Regions from separate parts of the Homo sapiens genome. Here all the other regions are linked to region 2. Evidence: chromatin contacts called from ENCODE Hi-C or POLR2A ChIA-PET data. All regions are on one chromosome and are shown on one strand. The core of a region is the stretch at or near the end of the contact, and the rest is flanking DNA. Distances in the headings are between cores, read along the strand shown.

Region 1 (2,700 bases), core at 51-2,550, 5.5 Mb after region 2:
GCTAGGAGCCCCGGGAGAGCGAGGCCTACACCGCCCGGCCGGAGCCCCGGCCTCGATTTCGCCACTTTCCCCAAACCAGAGGGAGAGCCCGGGGGCAACCAGGCCCGTCTGGGCGAGAGGGAGGAGAAGCAGAGACCACTTGCAACAGCGGCCGCGGGAAACGGGGTGCGGGGCGCCGGGCTCCCGCCAACAAGTCTCCCGGGGGTCCCCCACCCTACCGCCTGCCTCGCAAGTTGCGCATTCAAGTTCAGGCTGGTGCCCTTTAGCCTCCACAGCCCTCGCCACTCTCGAAACTGTATTAAAAACAAGACGCAGAAGAGGCCACAACCGAACGAAAGGCGATGGTGCTGGGCCTCTAAGAGCGCCGAGGGGGGCGGCCCACAGCGACCCTACCGCCCCAGTCACTTCCCCTCTGCAGACCCCGCCAGCCCCCGGGTCGCAGCCCCCGGCCCCTCGGCGTCCGGGTCTGTCACCGCCCGCTTCCCAGCCCCAAGACCCCTTTTCCTTAACGCCGGCGACGGGGGCTTCAGCTCCCCCTTGCCTCCGGCGCTCCTCGGCCTCCTCACCCTCCACATCCCCAAAATGCCCCCAGCACCTTTTAAAGTACGCGGAGGAAGAGTTTGCCGTCAAACTTTGTAGAGCGGTAACCTCGCCCCCCTCCCCGACCTACACTTTCAGGGCAGGCATCAGGAGAGATCACTTTGCACTTGGGATAAAGCGAATTAAGGAGCTGTCAACCATTTTAGGTCTTTTTTATAGAAGACATCCTCTCCTTCCCCTCCCCCTGCAATGGTTTTAATTTGACACCAAACCTTCCCACCGCAGAAGGGGGTAGAGAAAGGGAGGGGGTGGGGACAGAGGGCAGGAGGAGGGTGACGGGGGAGAGCGAGAGGGGGAGGCTGGGAGGGTGCGGGGAGGCGCGGGGAGGGGAAGGGGGTTGATTTACCTGAGACCAGCCACTGGCCTCCATTGTTGGAGAATTCAATGGCATTGACACAGCCGAAGTGGCCGAGGAGGTCCTTCTTGTAGAGGTTTCTGCAGCCCCGCAGGCGTCTCCTCTGAAAGTCCTGAGTGAGCAGGGGGTCCCCATGCAAGCCCCGCTGGGACAAGAAGCCCACCACTGACCTCATGCTGCCCCCCAGGCCAGCTCTCCTCTTCATGCTGGAACCGCCGCCGCCGCCGCTCGCGCCGCCGCCCCTCCCTCGGCCTCACGCGCGGCCGCTGCTCCCCCCACCCGGCCCTCCCCCCGCGCTGCGATCCGGATGGTTCTTTAACCAGCCATGGCAGGCAGAGCGAGGTGTGCAGACACTCGGCGGCGTTCGCGGCTTCCTGACGGTCCCCTCCCTCTCCTTCCCCCCGAGGCTCCTCCCTCTGCCTCTCCGCCTCCTCCAGCAGCTGATCCTCAGCTGCCGCCGCGCTTCCGCGATGCGCGGCCCTTCCGCCGGCTGCGGGGCCCCGAGAACGCGGCGTCGGCGCCCCTCCCCTCCGCGGGGGGCTGGCCGGAAGAACGCGGGCGGCCGGCCCGGAGACCACGGGCGCCGGCTGCTTTCCCAGTTGAGCCGCTTCCCGCCTGGGGACCTGGGTGGCGCCGGGCGGAGACCCCTCTGCACCCCAGCGCCCCGCACTCCGCGGAGTTGAATGCGCGTAACAATCCGAGTGGCCGCCGGGCTTTGGCTCGCCTTCCTCCCGCGGGGACCCGCGGGCCGGCTGCTGCCCGGAGGCCAGCGCCCGTACGAGTTCGGGGAAAATGCGGCTGGAGTGGGGGAAGGTGCGGGCGGGGGCTCCGGCCCTCCTTCCTCTGCTGGCCTCTGCCTTGGGCAGTCCGGCCCTGCCCGAGGCGGGGGAACCGGGAGGTAGGGCCGCACACTTGGAGGAACGTTGCCTGGGGGTTTTGTTCGCGCACCCGCCCCTTCCCCTCTCCCGGTAAATGTTTAACACCACCGCTCATCCCCAAGTCCAGTTCTCTAACTCTTCCTTCCTCCGGTCCTTTAGTTGAAAAAGGCTAAATTGTTCCGTCTGGCAGATTAGAGTGGTACATGGGGGGAAAGAGAAAGGGATAAAGAAGTAGGAAGAAAATTGCCAAAACCGAGTTGATGAAGTCCCGAGAAGCACGAGGTACTTCTCTCCGTTCCAGATAAATTTGCACGACACAAGAAGCGTGATTTGAAACTAACGATATATGTTATTTAATTGGGTTCGGTGAGCTCCTCTTAAAGGTCTCGAGTGGGGAGCACTGAGGTTGGACAGCTGTTAACCAGCAGCTGCGCTCCAGGCCAGAAGTGGCTGCACTTCAGTAGGATGGGAGTCACCGCGTTGACCCTAGTGGGTGTTAAATGCTTTGGAATTCTACCAGATACAGTTAAAAGTCCCCTTTTCGATGTATTATAGTACTTTTCCTGGAAGCTATCCTCTGTCATTAAGTGGTAATAAGCTACTGAAATAGGCACTTGTCAGTTTTGCCCTTTCAAGTTAGCAGGAATTACATCCTCTGGACCAGAGATGGCACAGGAGCAGTTGAGTAGAATCATCATTGAAAGATGGGCTGTACATCTCTGATCTGGGGAAAATAATAATAATTTTTTTTAAAAAAAAAGATCGGCTGAACATGGAAGAGGTTTACCCGTCAAACAAAATTATTTACTTCTACTTTTTGTTCAGTGACAATACGATTAATCGTACTAATAACAAATATGCAAATGT
Region 2 (2,700 bases), core at 76-2,575:
TAGCACGATCTTGGCTCACTGCAACCTCTGCCTCCCGGGTTCAAGCGATTCTCCTGCCTCAGCCTCCCGAGTAGCTGGGACTACAGGCGCCCGCCACATTTTTGCATTCGTAGTAGAGACGGGGGTTTCACCATGTTGACCAGGCTGGTCTCGAACTCCTGACCTCGTGATCCGCCCGCCTCGGCCTCCCAAAGTGCTGGGATTACTGGCGTGAGCCACCGCGCCCAGGCTTTTATTGACTTTAAATAATTTCAAATTAATAAAGAAAACGGCCGGGCACGGTGGCTCACGCCTGTAATCCCAGCACTTTGGGAGGCAGAGGCGAGTGGATCACCTGAAGTCAGGAGTTCGAGACCGGCCTGACCAGTATGGTGAAATCCCGTCTCTACTAAAAATACAAAAATTAGCCGGGCGTGGTGCCAGGCGCCTATAATCCCGGCTACTCGGGAGGCTGAGGCTGGAGAATCGCTTGAACCCGGGGGGCGGAGGTTGCAGTAAGCCGAGATCGCCCCACTGCACTCCAGCCTGCGCGACAGCCTGAGACTCCATCTCAAAAAAAAAAAAAAAAAAGAAAAAGAAAAAGAAAAACAAAAAAGAAAACAGGAGCAACATTTTACAAATTATACCATCTTTTAATTTTACATCCATGGAAGCTGAATGCCACAATTTGTCAGAGACAAGCTAAAGAAAACACAAGAATGAGTAATGTCTAACACTGCTTCGCGTGAAAATGAGAACACTCACAGTACCTACCTCTTTAGATAGCCATGTGGTTTAAATGATATAATAGACCAGTTGCTGGTATCATACCACATCCCATACTACGGGTCGTCTCTTCCCAAGTGAAAATCTGCTTTCTGGCCTACAAAAGGATTATACTAAACCCTTTTAGTGGTGGGGAGAGTATCCGTGGAGAGGAAAGAGCAGGAGGAAACAGGTCTTTCCCTGAAAATGAGCAAGGGCGTTTGGCTTTTATTGAAAAACGCCCCAGAGGAAGTACTGGGAACTGCACCGGCAACAGCAGCCTGACCCGCAGAAGTTTCTTTGGCCAGGGCCAGCACAGGTTTGACCTGGTGGCTCCGACGGCGGAGCGAGACTGCCAACACGTGCACACTCCGTCCAGACCTCCCACTTCCCTCCGCGCTCCCGCGATAGCTGTCCAGCAACTCTAGCTTTCTAGACTCAACCACGGCGTCGCCGCTCGTCGAGAGGGCTGCCCATCCCGGGGACCCGCCCAGCCTGGCCCAGCAAAATGTACCTTAGTAGCCTCAACCTGTACCGGAGAAAACGCAGGCTGCGCGGCGGCTTAGAGCGGTCAAGTGGAACCCCGCCTCGACCTCTCTGATTGGGTAATGCGCACAAGAAAATCAAGAGGATTGGTCGGCTGCAGAGAGGCGGCCCGTAACGCGACGCGAAAGAAGTGGGGCATAGCGGCCCGGGGAATTCTTGCTAGCTTCCGATTGGACGAAAGCAGAACGCCTGCCCCTTCGTAGACCCAGCGTACGTACAACGCTCACACCACCACGCCGTACGCTGCGTTAGCGGAAGTTTAATGGCCCCATTGGTGGGATGCGTGGCCAATAAAGGGCAAGAATAAGGCGGATTCCGCCTTCCTCGTGGCTGACTGGATGCATCCGCTGGTACTGATTTACGTGAGTTTCAGCATTTAGACGTTCCGAGTTTCCACCGAGCCAGAGTTGGGTAGAGAGTTATTAAGATGACTAGGAGACTAATGCGGGGAGAAATAATTTAGTAGTTAGACTCAGGCCCTGAAACTACCACTCGTGTTCAGAAAGTCTACGTAATACCTTATTGTTTTCACGCGAAGAAACCAGCCCTTCAGGCCGGGCTGAATGTGGTTTAGGGATTCTCTGGCTGTCATTGGGTGAAAAAGCGATCAGTTTGAAGGTAGCTCCGCCTGGGCTCTAGGGAACTCTGGGATTTGTAGTCCGGAACTTTCGAGTCCTGTAGCTTTAAATGTGGTTGTTGCTACTGAGTTCTTTCATGTTGTTAATAACACCCATTGACATTTATTGTGGTTTGTTGGACTTTTTATCCTTTCGTTTATCAGCAGCATTAAAGACAACATTTAAGAAATGTGTAAACACTGCATGTATGTTCGTAAACAATAAATGTTAGTGTTTCCAACAATTTACTGCTGTGCCTAGCTGTATACTATATGTTCATGCTTACTGTACTAAGTAGATACTAAAATTATTTGTTTCTAAAACTTTTGCTGTTACAACAAAACAGTCTGATTTTCATATTAGTGTCCATTTACGATTATTTGAACCCTACATTTAGCAATTATGTGTACTGTGATGGCATAGGTAGCAGCTGCTTACATGAATCAAGTGTTGTTATGACATGAAGCAGAACTGGCTGCTATCTTCACAGGAAAATAGGGCTATGCTTAAAATGTCAAGCAAGACCACCATCAGGAGGAATACACATTGTATATTATTAAAGACTGTATTATAGTGTCTATTTTCAGCCTTTATTAAAACAGTTTTAGGACAGGCTTTTCCTGAGTCTATAGAATCCTGAACTCTTCTGTGAGCTAATTTAGCGGTATTTCATTTTTGTGTCTAGCAAAAGTAAAACCATTAATAAATACCAAAAACTTGCTGAGTAGACTTTTCGCTTTCGAAAAATTTTAATATTTTTTTCCTATTTTACATGTAATACAAACTTTCGACT
Region 3 (2,700 bases), core at 68-2,567, 6.1 Mb after region 2:
AGTTAAGGGTCAGTTGCTCTCCTTCCGGAACTACTTTTTCTCTGTTTAACTCTAGTTGCAAGCATGCAACTCCACATTCCAGGCACTTCTCAAAAATGGGGTGCACTGGGTTCTACATAAAAGCATTAAAGCGAAGTTAAGCAATCTCTTTATGCCTAAGTTTCTAGGTCTACCAACCTTATCGGGACAACGCGGGAGTTAATATGGAGGGCTGTGTTTTACACCCACTTTGAAAGCACGGCATTGTCTGTTTCTAAAGAATTGTAAACTTTCATGTGTTACATTACAGAAATCTGAACGGAGAGGATTAACCAAATACCATTTGGACTTAAAAGCAGCTTGAGGCCGGGCGCGGTGGCTCATGCCTGTAATCCCAGCACTTTGGGAGGCCGAGACGGGCCGATCACGAGGTCAGGAGATCGAGACCATCCCGGCTAACACGGTGAAACCCCGTCTCTACTAAAAATACAAAAAAATTAGCCGGTGTGGTGGCGGGCGCCTGTAGTCGCAGCTACTCGGGAGGCTGAGGCAGAAGAATGGCGTGAACCCGGGAGGCGGAGCCCAGATCGCGCCACTGCACTCCAGCCTGGGCGACAGAGCAAGACTGTCTCAAAAAAAACAACAAAAAACAGCTTGAAACCTCTTCCAGCCACTCTCCCAGAGTGACGGACATGCAGAAATCTGTATTCCAGCCTCAATTCAAGACAGCCTTCTAGCTGCAGTCCCATTTTCAACATTTCATCAGTGAAAATCCTTTCATTTAAAAAATACTTCAGTGCCTTAGTCTTCTCACCACAACAAAACCACACAGCTGTGGCATGGTTGAAAAAAGAACTCGAACATCTAGGAGCTCCCTGCTTTGAGGGCAAATTTAAATTGCAAGCAGCAAGAGCTAAGGAAAGGCCAGGTATTTCTGCAAAGCTAAGTTTCTCCTAATTAGTAATCTTCTGGGTGTCTAAGAAAAACTTTAGATACAAGAAGGGTTGCCACTTTTCTCAGGAGACTCTTCTGGGAGAGATGATGATGAACCGAACGCCAAGGACTTAGCAGGGGCGAACGACGTCAACAGATGTCCCTCCAGACTCCGGCACCAGCCGGCCGAGCCCAAACGAGTTCTCGCCCCCGACCCCACCCACCGCGGGAGCAGGGTTCGGTCACTCGCAGTGTCAGAGAGGCCCACATCCTCCTAAATTTCCGGCCCTCCCAAAACTTCCGTCTTCCCTAGGTCCAACGGGGTGGACCCAAGGCCCAGGGGCGTCCCCGGAAGTGACGTAGGACGCGCCCTCCATTTTGTGGAGCGCCAGAGCTGCTAAGTGCGTCAGTTGTGGAGTGGCGTAGACGAGTTAAGTCCTGGTCTGCGTGGAGGTCGACGACTCCGTCGCAGACTACGGACCTGTCTGGGTCTCAGCCGCCAAAGACCCCGTCCGGTAGGTGAGTGGCTCACTTTGAGGGCAAGCCTTCTCGGATCGAGGCTTCTTCATGGCCGCTCAGATCGTGAGCGGCCGGGGCTGCTCTCTTTGCGGAGGATGGCGTCTAATGAGCGCAGTTGATTCGAGGTGGGCGCTGGGGCACGTCTCCCTTTTGGCATACTGTTTGAGGGGTACTGAGGTGAAAGGGCGGTCACTGTTCGGGTCGTTTTTACACAGCGGTTGTGCGCCCGTCCCTGCCAGTCTTAATGTCTTCATCTCCTGGACACGTAGAATAGTGGGCCGGGATCTCCCTGACTTTGCTGGCGATGCGGCTGGGCCTTTTGTAGGGCGGCCGCAGTGACCCCCGAGAAGGGGGTTGCTGGGAGGAGAAGGGAAGAGGGAATTTGGCACGCGCAGCTCTGCTGCCTTTGATTCCACCGCCGCCATTTTGTGGCCGCAGAGCGCCCGCCCGCTGCTGTTGGCGCAGGCGCGGTCGAGGCGTCGCGAGATTCTGGCTTCCACCCGCTGTGACGCGCCCGCGAGGCCGCCATTGGGCTGGCTTTGCGGAGGGCGCGGGCGGCTCCGCCCGCACTTCTCGGCCTTTCCTAACTGCGGCAGATGGGAGGGGGCCGGAGAGCCCGGAGAGTGTGCGGCTGCGCAGTTGGAAAGGTGGCAGTGGGCGTTGCGGTTGCTGCGGTCTGGGCCCAGTAGCGGACCGTGTTGGGAGGGAGCTGGGTTTTCATTTTGTCTGCAGGTAACCTGGCCTCATTAGAGGCTCTGTTGGCAATCTCGTTCATAACATCACTGTGTAAACATTTTATGCCGTTGATGTTTTTGATTGTTTAATCAGGCGTTTCTCTGTGACAGTCATTGCTATTATCTCGATTGAATTACTTTCTAATAGGAAGTACTAGCCGGACATCATGAGTGGCTGTCGGGTATTCATCGGGAGACTAAATCCAGCGGCCAGGGAGAAGGACGTGGAAAGATTCTTCAAGGGATATGGACGGATAAGAGATATTGATCTGAAAAGAGGCTTTGGTTTTGTGGTAAGTATTTAGAACTGGGTGAATTATCTGCTAAGTAGGTAGAGTTTTGATAAGCAGTTGTTTTCGATCTTGAGTCCGGGTGGAATATTTGCCTTCAGAAAATGTTACCCAGCCTTATGTCTGAATTTTATTGAGGCTGAAAACAACTTTAACTTGCCGGCTCACTGGAACCCCACTCCCAGTGGCTCCTTGATTAGGTTTGACTGTATGGCAGTGTCGTTAAGATACTCTTCCCATTCTGT
Region 4 (2,700 bases), core at 106-2,605, 7.0 Mb after region 2:
TGACACTGCAGGTCTGGGGCCAGCACTCTGACAACCGGTGCTCTAGAATCTTTCTTTTTCTTAACATTAAGGAAGGGAGGGCACTAAAAAATATGTCAGGCTTCTCCATTGACTCCAAAATCAAATCCAAACTCTTCATCCAAAAGCCCCCATAATCCAACCCCGTCATTTCCCACTACTTCTCATTAGGCTATAAAATCAAACCACTATGCCCTAAACACACCTGAGATTTCAAACATCAGGACTTCCGCTGGATTTCCTCACTCCGGCTATGCCACTTCCTTCTACTTCTTCATGCCAAATCCTACCCAGCCTTCAAGGTCCTCAAATGCTATTTCCTCCATAAAGCCTCCTGATCTACCACTACTCAAAAAGCTACCTCTCCCTCCCCCCCTCAGGGCTGCACAGCACTTTTCGTTCCTCCCCAATGACAGGCACCATCTGTACCTGGTCCAGCGACTCTACCGGTGGGTGGTGTATCTTCGCCTGTAGACTGGGAGTTTCTTGAGGTCAGGGGAGTGACTTGCCTATCTTTGCCTCTTAGCCTTAGCAGATCCCCAGTAGACAGCTGACACTCAGAACCGACCAAAAGAAGGAAGGAATGGGACCTCCTGAGGAAGGGCACAGAACTGTCCTGTAAATGGAAACTAGACCGGACGCACGCCAAGCCGATGACCCACAGTAACAGGTGTTCTCCATCTCTGATGTCTGTGATTCATCCTGCACAGCTGCGCGCACACAGCACACGCATACACAGGCTCCCAGAATACGGCGCCCCACACGCTGTACCGCCCGTCGCGTTCTGGACGCCCCGGCGACCACACACACCGAGACACACCTCAGCGACAACCTGGATCCACAAAAAGGAGGCCCTGCCCCCTTAAAAAATACTAACACCTTACTGCAAAGAACTAGCAGCTACGGCTTGCGCCTGCGCCCCTTGTTCCCTGCCGCACCTTTTCTTGTAGTTAAGAAATCTATTTCTGCACGCATTTCGTCGCCGCCGCCCCCCATCCCTACACGCACGCACACACACACACACACACGCACACACACACACTCCCCTTCCCCTACACCTACCCCCCTCCCCCCACCTCCTTTCAGACTAGGCGCGCCTCGCAGAGCGGGATTGAATGGGAAAGAGCGGGGCCGTCTTTGTCATTAATCCTCCCCTCCTTCGGGCAAGCCAAGCTTCTTCCGGGTCAGCGACCATCCCCGCCACCCCACTCGGGGCCACGGTCCCCCCGCAGCGCTAGTCCCGGGCCCGCGAGCACCGGCCCCCGCCACCCGCAGGTTGCGGAGGGAGGAGGGCGGGAGCGGGCGGCGCGGAGCCGGGAGGCGGGGGAGGGGCCGGCGTCCGAGGCGGCGGCGGCGGCGGCTGGAGCAGCCTCTGGCAGCAGCGGGGAGAATGGGAGTGCGGGGCGCCAGACCGCCGCGGGGTGTCACGGCCGCCACGAAGCCTGCGAGGCGCGGGGCCGGCGCCCGCGGCTTTTAAACCCGGGAAGGCGCGGCGGCGGCGGCGGCGGCGGGCAGATCGCGGCGCGCACCAGGCGCCGGGGCGGCGGCCGAATGGAGAGAAAGGGCTCGGCGGCCGGGGCCAAGGGGAACCCGAGCCCGCCCGCGGCCGGAGAGGGGCAGCGGCCACCGCCGCCGCTGTGCGTCCCGGGCGGCGGCGGAGGAGCCCCAGCGAGGGGCCAGGTCGGGGCGGCGGCCGAGCCGGCCGAGCTCATCCGACGAGCGCACGAGTTCAAAAGCCAAGGGGCGCAGTGCTACAAGGACAAGAAATTCCGTGAAGCCATAGGCAAATACCACCGGGCGTTGCTGGAGCTGAAGGGGCTGCTGCCGCCCCCCGGGGAACGGGAGCGGGACTCGCGCCCGGCCTCCCCGGCTGGGGCCCTGAAGCCCGGCCGCCTCTCGGAGGAGCAGAGCAAGACGGTGGAAGCCATCGAGATCGACTGTTACAACAGCCTGGCAGGTGAGCCGCGCCGCGCCCCCCGCGCCGCGGTCCCCGTTCTTCGGCCCGGTCCCTCCGCGGACCACTGCGGCGCTCCCGCGGTGCAGATTCTCCTGCTGTGACTGTGTTGCTCTGGGGAGAACCCGGGAGGGAGGCGCTTTGGAAAAAGTGTGACTTTCAGGATTATGCCTTTCAAAGGCCATAATCATCTCTTGTCCCTTCGCTAGCATACATCGTAAATCTCACCTAGAAATGACTGGAAGGGGACCCAGCTGGCCTGGCTATGGCTGCTGCTGCTACTGCTCACCAGTGGACCTGGGTCCAAAATGCGGAAGCAGCGCCCGGGGTGGGCCCCCGCAGCCACCGCTAGCCCAGCTTTTTCCTGCGGGTGGGTCCCAAGGGAGGCCACGCACCTGTCTGCTCTCCTTAGGTAGCATGAGCACCAGGATTGGTCCTCGCCTTTTCCCCAACTAACCGCATCCCTGTAGGTAAGATCTTCCCCAAGTTTTTTGGCCCCAGTAGCAAAGGGGAGTTTGACACCATGCCTTCAGCATCTTGAGCAAAATGGATTCCAGAATGCCACTTTCTTCTCTCTGAGCTCTGCTGGGGCTCCCGGTTGCCAGGTGAAGATCTCTATCTCAAAAGAAGCTTGGTTCATGGTTGGGCTTGAACTATGCTGCATTCTCCCTCTCCTCCCTGCCCGTTTCTCACTATGTGTAGCATCAGTCCTCACGCCAGCTGGCTGC

What was found. A loop is a pair of places that touch in the nucleus more often than their neighbours do. ChIA-PET counts read pairs that join two places held with the same protein, here RNA polymerase II (POLR2A). Pooled maps may share reads with other maps.
Region 1: a map of CD4-positive, alpha-beta memory T cell shows a loop between it and region 2 (19-fold over the local background). The contact joins the promoter of DCAF5 here to the promoter of WDR89 in region 2. A Hi-C loop is called at or near these places in 1 of 168 maps with a recorded cell type or tissue (CD4-positive, alpha-beta memory T cell) and 4 of 50 pooled maps. POLR2A ChIA-PET finds 5 or more read pairs at or near these places in 1 of 52 experiments (T-cell).
Region 3: a loop to region 2 is called in a map of CD8-positive, alpha-beta T cell, with 30 times the contacts of the local background. The contact joins the promoter of SRSF5 here to the promoter of WDR89 in region 2. A Hi-C loop is called at or near these places in 2 of 168 maps with a recorded cell type or tissue (CD8-positive, alpha-beta T cell and ascending aorta) and 9 of 50 pooled maps. POLR2A ChIA-PET finds 5 or more read pairs at or near these places in 1 of 52 experiments (CD4-positive, alpha-beta T cell).
Region 4: a map of CD8-positive, alpha-beta T cell shows a loop between it and region 2 (12-fold over the local background). The contact joins the promoter of TTC9 here to the promoter of WDR89 in region 2. A Hi-C loop is called at or near these places in 2 of 168 maps with a recorded cell type or tissue (CD8-positive, alpha-beta T cell and naive thymus-derived CD4-positive, alpha-beta T cell) and 2 of 50 pooled maps.

The regions. Positions count from the first base shown.
Region 1 is chr14:69,151,819-69,154,518 of GRCh38, forward strand. DCAF5 (DDB1 and CUL4 associated factor 5) reads right to left here and starts at 1,301. Exons shown (of 9, transcript NM_003861.3): 1 at 947-1,301. The coding sequence starts at 1,160. RefSeq lists silencers at 1-75, 236-285, 1,106-1,745.
Region 2 is chr14:63,640,546-63,643,245 of GRCh38, forward strand. It overlaps WDR89 (WD repeat domain 89), which reads right to left and starts at 1,326. Exons shown (of 3, transcript NM_080666.4): 1 at 1,259-1,326. LOC105370532 (a long non-coding RNA gene) reads left to right here and starts at 1,516. Exons shown (of 3, transcript XR_001750790.3): 1 at 1,516-1,652. RefSeq lists enhancers at 914-1,573, 1,128-1,227, 1,638-1,907.
Region 3 is chr14:69,765,825-69,768,524 of GRCh38, forward strand. SRSF5 (serine and arginine rich splicing factor 5) reads left to right here and starts at 1,318. Exons shown (of 8, transcript NM_001320214.2): 1 at 1,318-1,431; 2 at 2,314-2,458. The coding sequence starts at 2,333. LOC100289511 (a long non-coding RNA gene) reads right to left here and starts at 1,889. Exons shown (of 1, transcript NR_029378.1): 1 at 459-1,889. RefSeq lists enhancers at 1,185-1,234, 1,275-1,324, 1,434-2,198, 2,195-2,244.
Region 4 is chr14:70,640,561-70,643,260 of GRCh38, forward strand. TTC9 (tetratricopeptide repeat domain 9) reads left to right here and starts at 1,356. Exons shown (of 3, transcript NM_015351.2): 1 at 1,356-1,975. The coding sequence starts at 1,570. TTC9-DT (TTC9 divergent transcript) reads right to left here and starts at 738. Exons shown (of 3, transcript NR_110071.1): 1 at 448-738. RefSeq lists enhancers at 251-430, 531-790 and silencers at 1,261-1,410, 1,631-1,820, 1,841-1,910.